Linked DNA regions of Homo sapiens: all the other regions are linked to region 2. Evidence: chromatin contacts called from ENCODE Hi-C or POLR2A ChIA-PET data. All regions are on one chromosome and are shown on one strand. Each heading gives the region's core, a stretch centred on a gene start or an enhancer-like site at or near the end of the contact. The rest is flanking DNA. Distances are from core to core; before and after follow the strand shown. Region 1 overlaps SH3RF1 (SH3 domain containing ring finger 1). Region 2 holds the start of SH3RF1 (SH3 domain containing ring finger 1). Region 3 overlaps LOC105377529 (a long non-coding RNA gene).

Region 1 (2,700 bases), core at 88-2,587, 41 kb before region 2:
AGCTAAAATCAAGGTGTTGGCAGCGCTGTGTTTTTTTTCTGGAGGTTCTAGGGGAAAAATCTGTTTTCTTGCCTTTTCCAGCTTCCAGAGGCTGCCTGCATCACTTGCCTTGGGGCCCCTTCCTCCATCTTCAACAGGAGGTTGAGTTCCTCATCACATAACATCACTCGGACCTTGTCTTCTGCCTCGCTATTCCACTTCTAAAAGCCCCAGTGATTACACTGGACTCATCCAAATAACCCAGGATCATCATCTCCTCTCCAGGTCAGCTGATTAGCAACCTTAACTCTTTGCCATGTAATAACACACGGCTCTGGGGATTAGGATGTAAACATCTTGAGGGGAGGGAAAGGGAATGACACATTAGTCTGCCTACTGCAGCATGGAATCATCCATCAGTACACTTTCTATTTTATTTTTCATACAGACTCACAGACATATACCACACCCATACCCAAAAGTTTTTTAGATTTCCCTGCCCTAATTTGATAATTCTAGACTAATTCTAATGAATACTTCCACAAGTGTCTCCTATAATTTTGTAATGTTAGAATTTTACTTTAAAAAAACAAAAAAAATTCTGTTCTTCGAAAAACAAACAAACAAACAAACAAATTCCAGATGGTTCCAAGAGTGCAAACCTGAAAACAGCTTAACCTGATTTATTTTTTTAAAAAAAGGCATGACAGTCTCACCAGGAAAGAGCTCTTTTAGTTTACAGGGTTTGATACGTAATATAATCATACTTAAGAGTTTTGTTTTGCTTTTTGTTTTCTGTTTTGAGACAGGATCTTGTTCTGCGGCCCAGGCTGGAGTGCAGTGGCTTGTGGAAAACTGAACTCATCTTTATAATTCCTTTTTTATTGAGACTTACCTAGAATAATTAACATTTGAATTTAATTAAAAACAGTTCTTTTGTCAAACTTAACCCAATTCTCCAATACTTTTGTAGGTCACCTTCTTTAATAACAATCAGAGGAAGAATTTTCTGACTCTTCAAAACAGCAATCTAAATATAATACTTTATTGTACAACACATGATGTCTTTTTTTTTGTGTCCCAAATTGTGTTCCTTAGAACACCTGGAAACATAAATTGGTATACCACCCCCCCACCCAAAAAAAAAACCTATTCGGTGGCCACATACATTTGGAAAAGGACGTATACCATGCCTCTCTTTTAGAGGGTCACAATGCATACTAAGTGTTAAAAGTCCTCTAACTTTGTTTAACATCACTGTTTTCAGAACGTTTTCCTAACATCCCTATAAATAACCTGGGCTGAGGCAAGAAAGTGAGAAGTGAATACTAATGTAGAGCATATCTCCACAGAGTATTACTCATGAGTAAGCCCCACAGCTTACTCATCACAACTGGGAACAAAACCAGCCCCACTTTATGCTCCTGAGAGTATACGACGGATGAAAGGCATTTCAAATATCAAATGTCAAATCAATGCCAAATTGCAACTACAATTAAAATCTACTTGAAACAACACAAATATGAAAAGGCTCCTGCTGTCTCTAATTGTATTTACATGAGTGGGTCCTTTAAAAAACAATGCTTGGCCAGGCGAGGTGGCTCATGCCTGTAATCCCAACACTTTAGGAGGTGGAGACGGGTGGATCACTTGAGGTCAGGAGTTCGAGACTAGCCTGGTCAACATGGTGAAACCCAGTCTCTACTATAAATACAAAAATTAGCCAGGCGTGGTGGTGCATGCCTGTAATCCCAGCTACTCGGGAGGCCGAGGCAGGAGACTGCTTGAACCCAGGGGCGGAGGCTGCAGTGAGCCAAGATCACGCTGCTCCAGCCTGGGCCACTAAATGAGACTCTGTCTCAAAAATAAAAATAAAATAAAAAACAATGTTTAATTCAATATGACTTTAAATGGTGCACAGCTAAATGAACCTACCCATGTTTATAAAGAATCCAAATGTATCTGATTCAAAATACTGACCCTCAAATAGAGCCGTGGATGCCCCATCCACTACACATAAGCAAGAGACAGATTTATGAAAAGCATTTCAAAATGTTTTTTCCTTCATACAGAGTAATAAATACTCAATTAAAAGGAATTAAGGTTAATTCTAAAGAGATGGGAAATTTCCTTTAGTTTTCATTTGTTTTTCTATAAAAAATAGAAATATTTCAATCTAAAATAAAAAATCTCAAAGCTAAAAATATTAAGTATCAATTATTCAAATATCACTGATTCCACGTGGGCGCAGTGACTCACACCTGTATTCCCATCACTTTGGGAGGCCAAGATGGGCAGATCACCTGAGGTCAGGAGTTCAAGACCAGCCTGGCCAACATGGTGAAACTCCATCTCTACTAAAAATACACAAATTAGCTGGGCGTGGTGGCACACACCTGTAGTCCCAGCTACTCAGGAAGCTGAAGGAGAATCATTTGAACCCAGGAGGCAGAGGTTGCAGTGAGCTGAGATCGTGCCATTGCACTCCAGCGTAGATGACAGAGTGAGAAACCACCTCAAAAAAAAAAAAAAAAAAAAATTACTGAGTCCCCCTCTAAAAAATTCTATTAAAATGACAATTATTTTTTAAGTTTATAGCCCTCAAGTATAAACAATAGGCTCAAAAGGTTGAAAAACAGTGTCTTGGTCCACTCCTGTGAGGTGCTAAAATGTAACGAAAAGGCCACCGGTGCTAGGGCATAGGAAGGCTACTTACCTTCC
Region 2 (2,700 bases), core at 195-2,694:
CCCTAAAGATATCTAGGGATTCACTGGGCAAACACAAGGCACAGAGTATTACATAATTCCCGCAGAAGGATTTATGAAGTGCAATAAGGAACATAATTTCTTAAGCTCTGAAAGTGGTATCAGCTGCCTTAATAAAGTCTTCAACTCATAGGAGAAGCTGACAGAGGCCATTGAAAGTTTCCTCTACCTGAAATTTACTTTTATATCCAACTAAATTCCCTTTTTTAAGCCACTTTAGCGTTTAAGAAACCATGCCTCATGTAATCGCTCGTGGTAAATGATCCCAATATTAAATACATATGTTTCTTCGCTGTTATTAAAAATAGAACTGTTTAATTTTGCCCAACCAAAAAGAGCTGAAGGTTGACAATTCTAAAAGACACAGATTTGCTTGAAAGCAGCTAAAACAGAAAAGCGCCCTTCAGGGCAGTAGTTGATAAACTCTGAAACACATTTCTGAACGGCCTGTCCTAATCCCATTCAGAAAAGCTGGCAAAATTATCACCAAAAGAATTCGACAATGGAAGGTTGGACTGGAAACTGTGGGCATATGAAAATGAGGCCATTCAGGAAAAAGCAAGCCACTTACTGCGCCGCTCTCCCCCCACCGCCAAAATAAATGTAAAAGTGAATGCCCAGGAGAACGGGAGTAAAAAGATTTGGCTGGGAGCATTAACAGCTGTTCTTGACAAAGCCGGAGCGGGGGAGCCCCAGGGCTGCACCCCCGCTCCCACGGCGCCAAGCACAGGTACTCCCAAGCCCGCAGGGAGGCGCGGCGGCCGCTCGCCGCAGACACACCCCGGGGCCAGGTGTCGGCGGCACCCGGCAGGAGCCGGTCGCGGCCTGGGGCTGCGGCCCGGCCGGTCCCGGCGTGGGGATCTCACCCTACAGCCTCCCTCATCTCCGCCTCCCTTTAGCTCAGGCCGGGGACACAAATCCCTCTACACGACTGCGGGAAGTTTTCAAGGACTTAAAAATAAATGCGCAGGCTTAAGTTGCGAAACTCAGCCCCACAGAGTGCCACGGGGAAGCAGCTTTCTAGCCCAGCCAAGATAAGGCGACAGTCCCCAGAGAGACCGCGCCATCCGGGAAGCAGGGGGTGCTGGGCTGCGCCCGGGGAGACCGCGGCACGGAGCCCTGGCAGCTTCCTGCCCGGAGAAGGCAGAGGCCGCGGGCTGCTCCGCTTCCGCAGGTCCTGATTCCCGGCCCACGGGGACCCGAGGGCGAGGGGAGAGAGAGACCGACCCAGGGCGGGGATGGGGGAATGTCGAGACCACCGCCTTCTCCGCGGCTAGGGGTCCGCCGACGCTGGGTCCCCGTCGACCCCGCGCCGGCCGCGCGCCCTACCTCGCGCCTCGGCTCCTCCTCTTTGTTCGCGGCCCCGCAGCGGCTGCGGCGGCTGATGCAGATGCGGCCCCACCGCGCTCGCCGCTCGCAGTGTCTCTGACGCCGCGGCGGCACCGGGAGACTCCTCTCTGCTGCCCCCCTCACGCGCGCACACACACCACGCCGCCGCCGCCGCCTCCCACTTTCCCAGCCAAGGAGGGCGGAGGAAGAGGAGGAGGAGGCCGGGACGCAGCCGGCGCCCGGGGCGCAAGGGGGCGGCCCCGCGCCACAGCGCCTTCCCCGGGAGCGGGCGCGGCACCTCTCGGAGCCACCCGCCGCCGCGCCGGCCTCCCGCGCTGAGGTGACCTGCGCCCAGTACCCCGCCGGAGCCCGGGGGCGGGATTGGGGCGGCGGCCTGAGGGGGCGCTGCAAGAGCCTAGAGGATGGGGAGCGGGGCCCCCAGGGGACTACGAGGGGAAGGCTCGGGGACGGACGCCTTCTCCCTGAGGAGAACGCGCCTGAAAAATGGAGCCACCGGACGGGAAGGCGGCGGGAGTGGAGGCTGGGGGAAGCAGGAAGAAGCCCCGGGACAGGGTCCCGCCGCCTCCTCCTCCCCCCGGCGGGGCTGGGAGCCCTGGACGGACCCTTCCTCCCCAGGCTGGGCGAGTCGCGGCGCGGGAGGGGCTGGGTCCGCGGAGGCGGCGGGAGCAGCCCTGGCGGGAACCGATCCCGCTGCGCTTTGCGTCTGGTTGCCCACCCCGGACACTTACTTGGTAGAGTCGGAGCGAAGTGTTGCCCCTTAGGGCCGAGAGCGGCGTGGTGAATCGATGGGGACAGTGCCGCGGCCACCTGTCCGCACCCAGCCATCAGTCACCCCAGGACCCAAACCGGAGCAAGCCTGGAGGACCGCTGACCCCAAAGCCCAAGACTAGGAAAACGGTAGTACGGACTTCCAACCCAGGCTCGGGGGCTCTGTTATCCCTGCCCTAAGTGGGGAGAATTGAGTCTGACCTCAGGTGGGCTGGCACCGCAAAGCACGCTGAGAGGCGCCTCTTTTATCTGAGCCTGGGTGGCTGCCATCATCGCAGTAATCTTTGTTTTGGTTGCCCCAAGCACACACCTGTAAACCGAAGTGGAGTTTTGAAAAACATCTTGTCCATAGGTTTTGAGGTTTTTCAGTCTCGATTTAGTGGAGAAGCAAGTTAAAATTTTGTCACTGATCTAAAGTTGACATTACTATATTTGCATTTACCATCAATTTACAAAAAGTTATCCCAAATACCCCTCCTCAAAGGTGGGCAGAAACTAGGTGGTTATAAGAAGAAAGGGTTACAACAGATGATGCAAGAAATCTCTGCCCAGCCACCAACTAGG
Region 3 (2,700 bases), core at 140-2,639, 44 kb after region 2:
AATTACATAATATGTGGCCTTTTGTTACCGGTTTCTTTGACTTAGTATAATATTTTTAAGGTTCACCTATGTTGTATCAGTACCTCATTATTTTTGTTGCTGAATAATATTCCATTGTATGGCTATATCATATTTTGTTTATCCATTTATCAGTTGATAGACACTTGGCTTGTTTCTATTTTTTTAGCTATTATGAGTATTGCTGTTATGCAGATTCAGACAGGTTTTCATTTCTCTTAGGTGTATACCTGGAGTGAGATTGCTGAGTCATGTGGTAACTCTATGTTTAACCTTTTGAGGAAATGTTACACTGTCTACCTAAGTGCCTGCACCATTTCATATTCCCATCTGCAGTGTATGAGGGTACCAATTTATCCGCACCCTTGCCAACACTTATTATCTATGTTTAAATTGCAGCCATCGTAGTGGATGTGAAATGGTATCTCTTTGTGATTTTGATGTCAATGTCCCGGATGGGCAGTGATGATGAACATATTTTCATGTGCTTGTCAGCCACCTTTTTTGGAGAAATGTCTATTCAGATCCTTTGCCCATTTTTAAATTGAGTTATTGGTCTTTTTGTGGTGTAGTTATAGAAGGTCTCTGTTTATTCTGAATAACTGGATTGTCTTTTTATTCTTGTATTATTTATATACTTTATAGTTTTAAAATATTCCTCAGTTTGCCTCATGATCCTGAACCCATGAGGAGGGTTATCCTTGTGCTCTTAGACATTTCTGGTGTTCTAAGAAATCATTGGTTTTTATTTGATAGTTAATGAATGGCCTGGAATAACATATTTCAGAGCTTTCAGGTCAACTTTGGGGTAAAGAAAGGAACCTAATATTTACTGACTGCCCACCATCTGCCAGATGTTGTTGGCATATGTGTGATCCTCACCCCAACCTAGGAAGGTTCTGTGTTATCATCTCCAATAAACAGGTAAGCACAAAGAAATTAAATAACAACAGTTTTTTAAACACCCTGCTCCTTTGTCCCTTCATGATGTGGTAAAACAAAGACATATCAAAACCAGAGGACTTGCTTGTCAAGTTTCTAATGCCTGGAAAATGTCACCTTGGTACTTCAAGTCTTATTCAAGGAACTATTAAACAGTTTATATGGTTTTTCAGCTCATAAATTAATAAAATCCCTTCAAATATTTCCCTTAAGTGAAGTATAGGAATATAAGTATTGTTCCAAGTCTTCTGTTAAAAATTGAAGCACAGAAATGGGACTATGACTAAATTAACTGAATAGTAAAAAAGAGCTTGTGATTCAGGAATTCAGGGAGAGAGTTCGTGAGCTCTGCAGAGGTAACCTGTATGTGCATGCTCCAAAATCCACCGGCACTTTCCCGGCAGTCCAAAGTGCAAATGGTTTCTGCAGCTCATGATTCTGGCTCCAGGCCAGCGCCATGCTCACTTGAATTGCAGCCAAACACCCTCGGACTCATTGCCTGAACATGTGACTCAAATGCTCGCGTTCCCGCTGCTCAGTGTACTCTCCTGGAGACCCCCTGACATCAAATTCCCAAGGATCTCATTTCATTTTTTATAGACAAGTGTCTTCACCCTTCCAACTCTAAAGATAGATGTGAGGTGAAGATATATTCTTCAGGGTTTGAAAGCTCTATATAAAGTCCCCCAAACATTTAAAATCTGGAGATTCATCTCTGGAAAACAGTGCATCTGATCATCTTGATTTACAGCCTGTACTGGAAGTTTTTCTTTTAGAACAAAAGCTATTTGCAAACCATTCCTGTTTGTAAATAAATTATTTTCCTAAATATCAAAGGAAGACATCAGAAAGTACAAAAAGAAATAATAGATGGAATAATTTCTTGAAATTTACCCAAATAGATAATGAGCAAGACAACTGATAGCTCTCAGAATAAATATTCTCTGAGAGTAAGACTAATACGATCATGCCAATAGTTTAGTTTGACTTATTTTCATAGCGCTGCCCAAACAGATATGGAGAAAGGAATTATTTTGCCATGAGATAAGACTTAATCATCTCTGGGAAAGGGAATCCACAGGAACATTTTTGCTTATGCAAGAAAGATCCTGTTTATACTGCATGATTCTTTGCAGTTTTTCTCTCCCATCCCCTGTGGCTGTGTAGTTCTATCCTATTTGTGGCCCTGCTTCTAGATTGAGGCCCCATAAAGCAGGCTGCACAATGCCTGCAGCACATTATTTCTTGAAGAAATCCCAGGGAAAATAGACAGTGAAACTTAGCTTCCCTGGTCTTAGAAAAGGGCAAAGAAATTTTTGTTTCCCCCAAAGGCCAGTTGAAAAATGTCGTGTTGCCCCAGAAGTCCAGCCCTGGCCCTTCCTTGCTGCAAAGAGTCAATTGGTGCCTCCAGGTCCTTGCTTTTCCTTGACGACAGACTGGTGTAGTTTGAGACATCCCTGGCCCTTATCTCAGCCCAGCCCTTTGAAGCACTTGACAGCCGCTGCTGCTGCCACTTGCTTATCCCAAGGGAGGAAGTAGCTTCTGAAGGCTTTGAGGTCCAGTTCAGTCTGGATGTTTGAAAGGGTGAAAGGTAATTTTAATATGACTTCTAATTTATGTGATGCTTACATTTTTTTGAATTCTGTGCTTCCCAGGGGACACAGTAATTGAAAGTGTTTTTCATCCCATAGCAGGAAGGGATGAGGGTTGATGGATCGATTTTCCTCTGATTGTTAACCC

The links. Hi-C counts contacts between places; a loop is a spot of excess contacts on that map. ChIA-PET counts read pairs that join two places held with the same protein, here RNA polymerase II (POLR2A). Pooled maps may share reads with other maps.
Region 1: a loop to region 2 is called in a map of mammary epithelial cell, with 6 times the contacts of the local background. The contact joins the enhancer-like site here to the promoter of SH3RF1 in region 2. A Hi-C loop is called at or near these places in 16 of 168 maps with a recorded cell type or tissue (B cell, Calu3, GM12878 and 13 more), 17 of 37 single-sample maps with no recorded cell type and 18 of 50 pooled maps. POLR2A ChIA-PET finds 5 or more read pairs at or near these places in 10 of 52 experiments (A673, AG04450, BJ and 7 more).
Region 3: a map of heart left ventricle shows a loop between it and region 2 (5-fold over the local background). The contact joins the enhancer-like site here to the promoter of SH3RF1 in region 2. A Hi-C loop is called at or near these places in 11 of 168 maps with a recorded cell type or tissue (Caco-2, HepG2, IMR-90 and 5 more), 13 of 37 single-sample maps with no recorded cell type and 16 of 50 pooled maps. POLR2A ChIA-PET finds 5 or more read pairs at or near these places in 4 of 52 experiments (A549, Caco-2, IMR-90 and 1 more).

What each region holds. Positions count from the first base shown.
Region 1 is chr4:169,228,359-169,231,058 of GRCh38, forward strand. The region is part of intron 2 of SH3RF1 (SH3 domain containing ring finger 1); the gene reads right to left. Among named protein-coding and RNA genes, the nearest start is that of SH3RF1, 41 kb to the right of the region's middle. RefSeq lists an enhancer at 1,125-1,804. Within about 2 kb of position 1,338, at least 9 of the 41 ENCODE cell types and tissues checked have a DNase peak (open chromatin) inside an H3K27ac peak, as active enhancers do; they include HCT116, PC-3, PC-9 and 3 more, where a contact is called at or near this core.
Region 2 is chr4:169,269,512-169,272,211 of GRCh38, forward strand. It overlaps SH3RF1 (SH3 domain containing ring finger 1), which reads right to left and starts at 1,445. Exons shown (of 12, transcript NM_020870.4): 1 at 1,348-1,445. RefSeq lists silencers at 666-885, 1,126-1,885, 1,926-2,075.
Region 3 is chr4:169,313,667-169,316,366 of GRCh38, forward strand. The region is part of intron 2 of LOC105377529 (a long non-coding RNA gene); the gene reads right to left. Among named protein-coding and RNA genes, the nearest start is that of SH3RF1, 44 kb to the left of the region's middle. Within about 2 kb of position 1,390, at least 6 of the 41 ENCODE cell types and tissues checked have a DNase peak (open chromatin) inside an H3K27ac peak, as active enhancers do.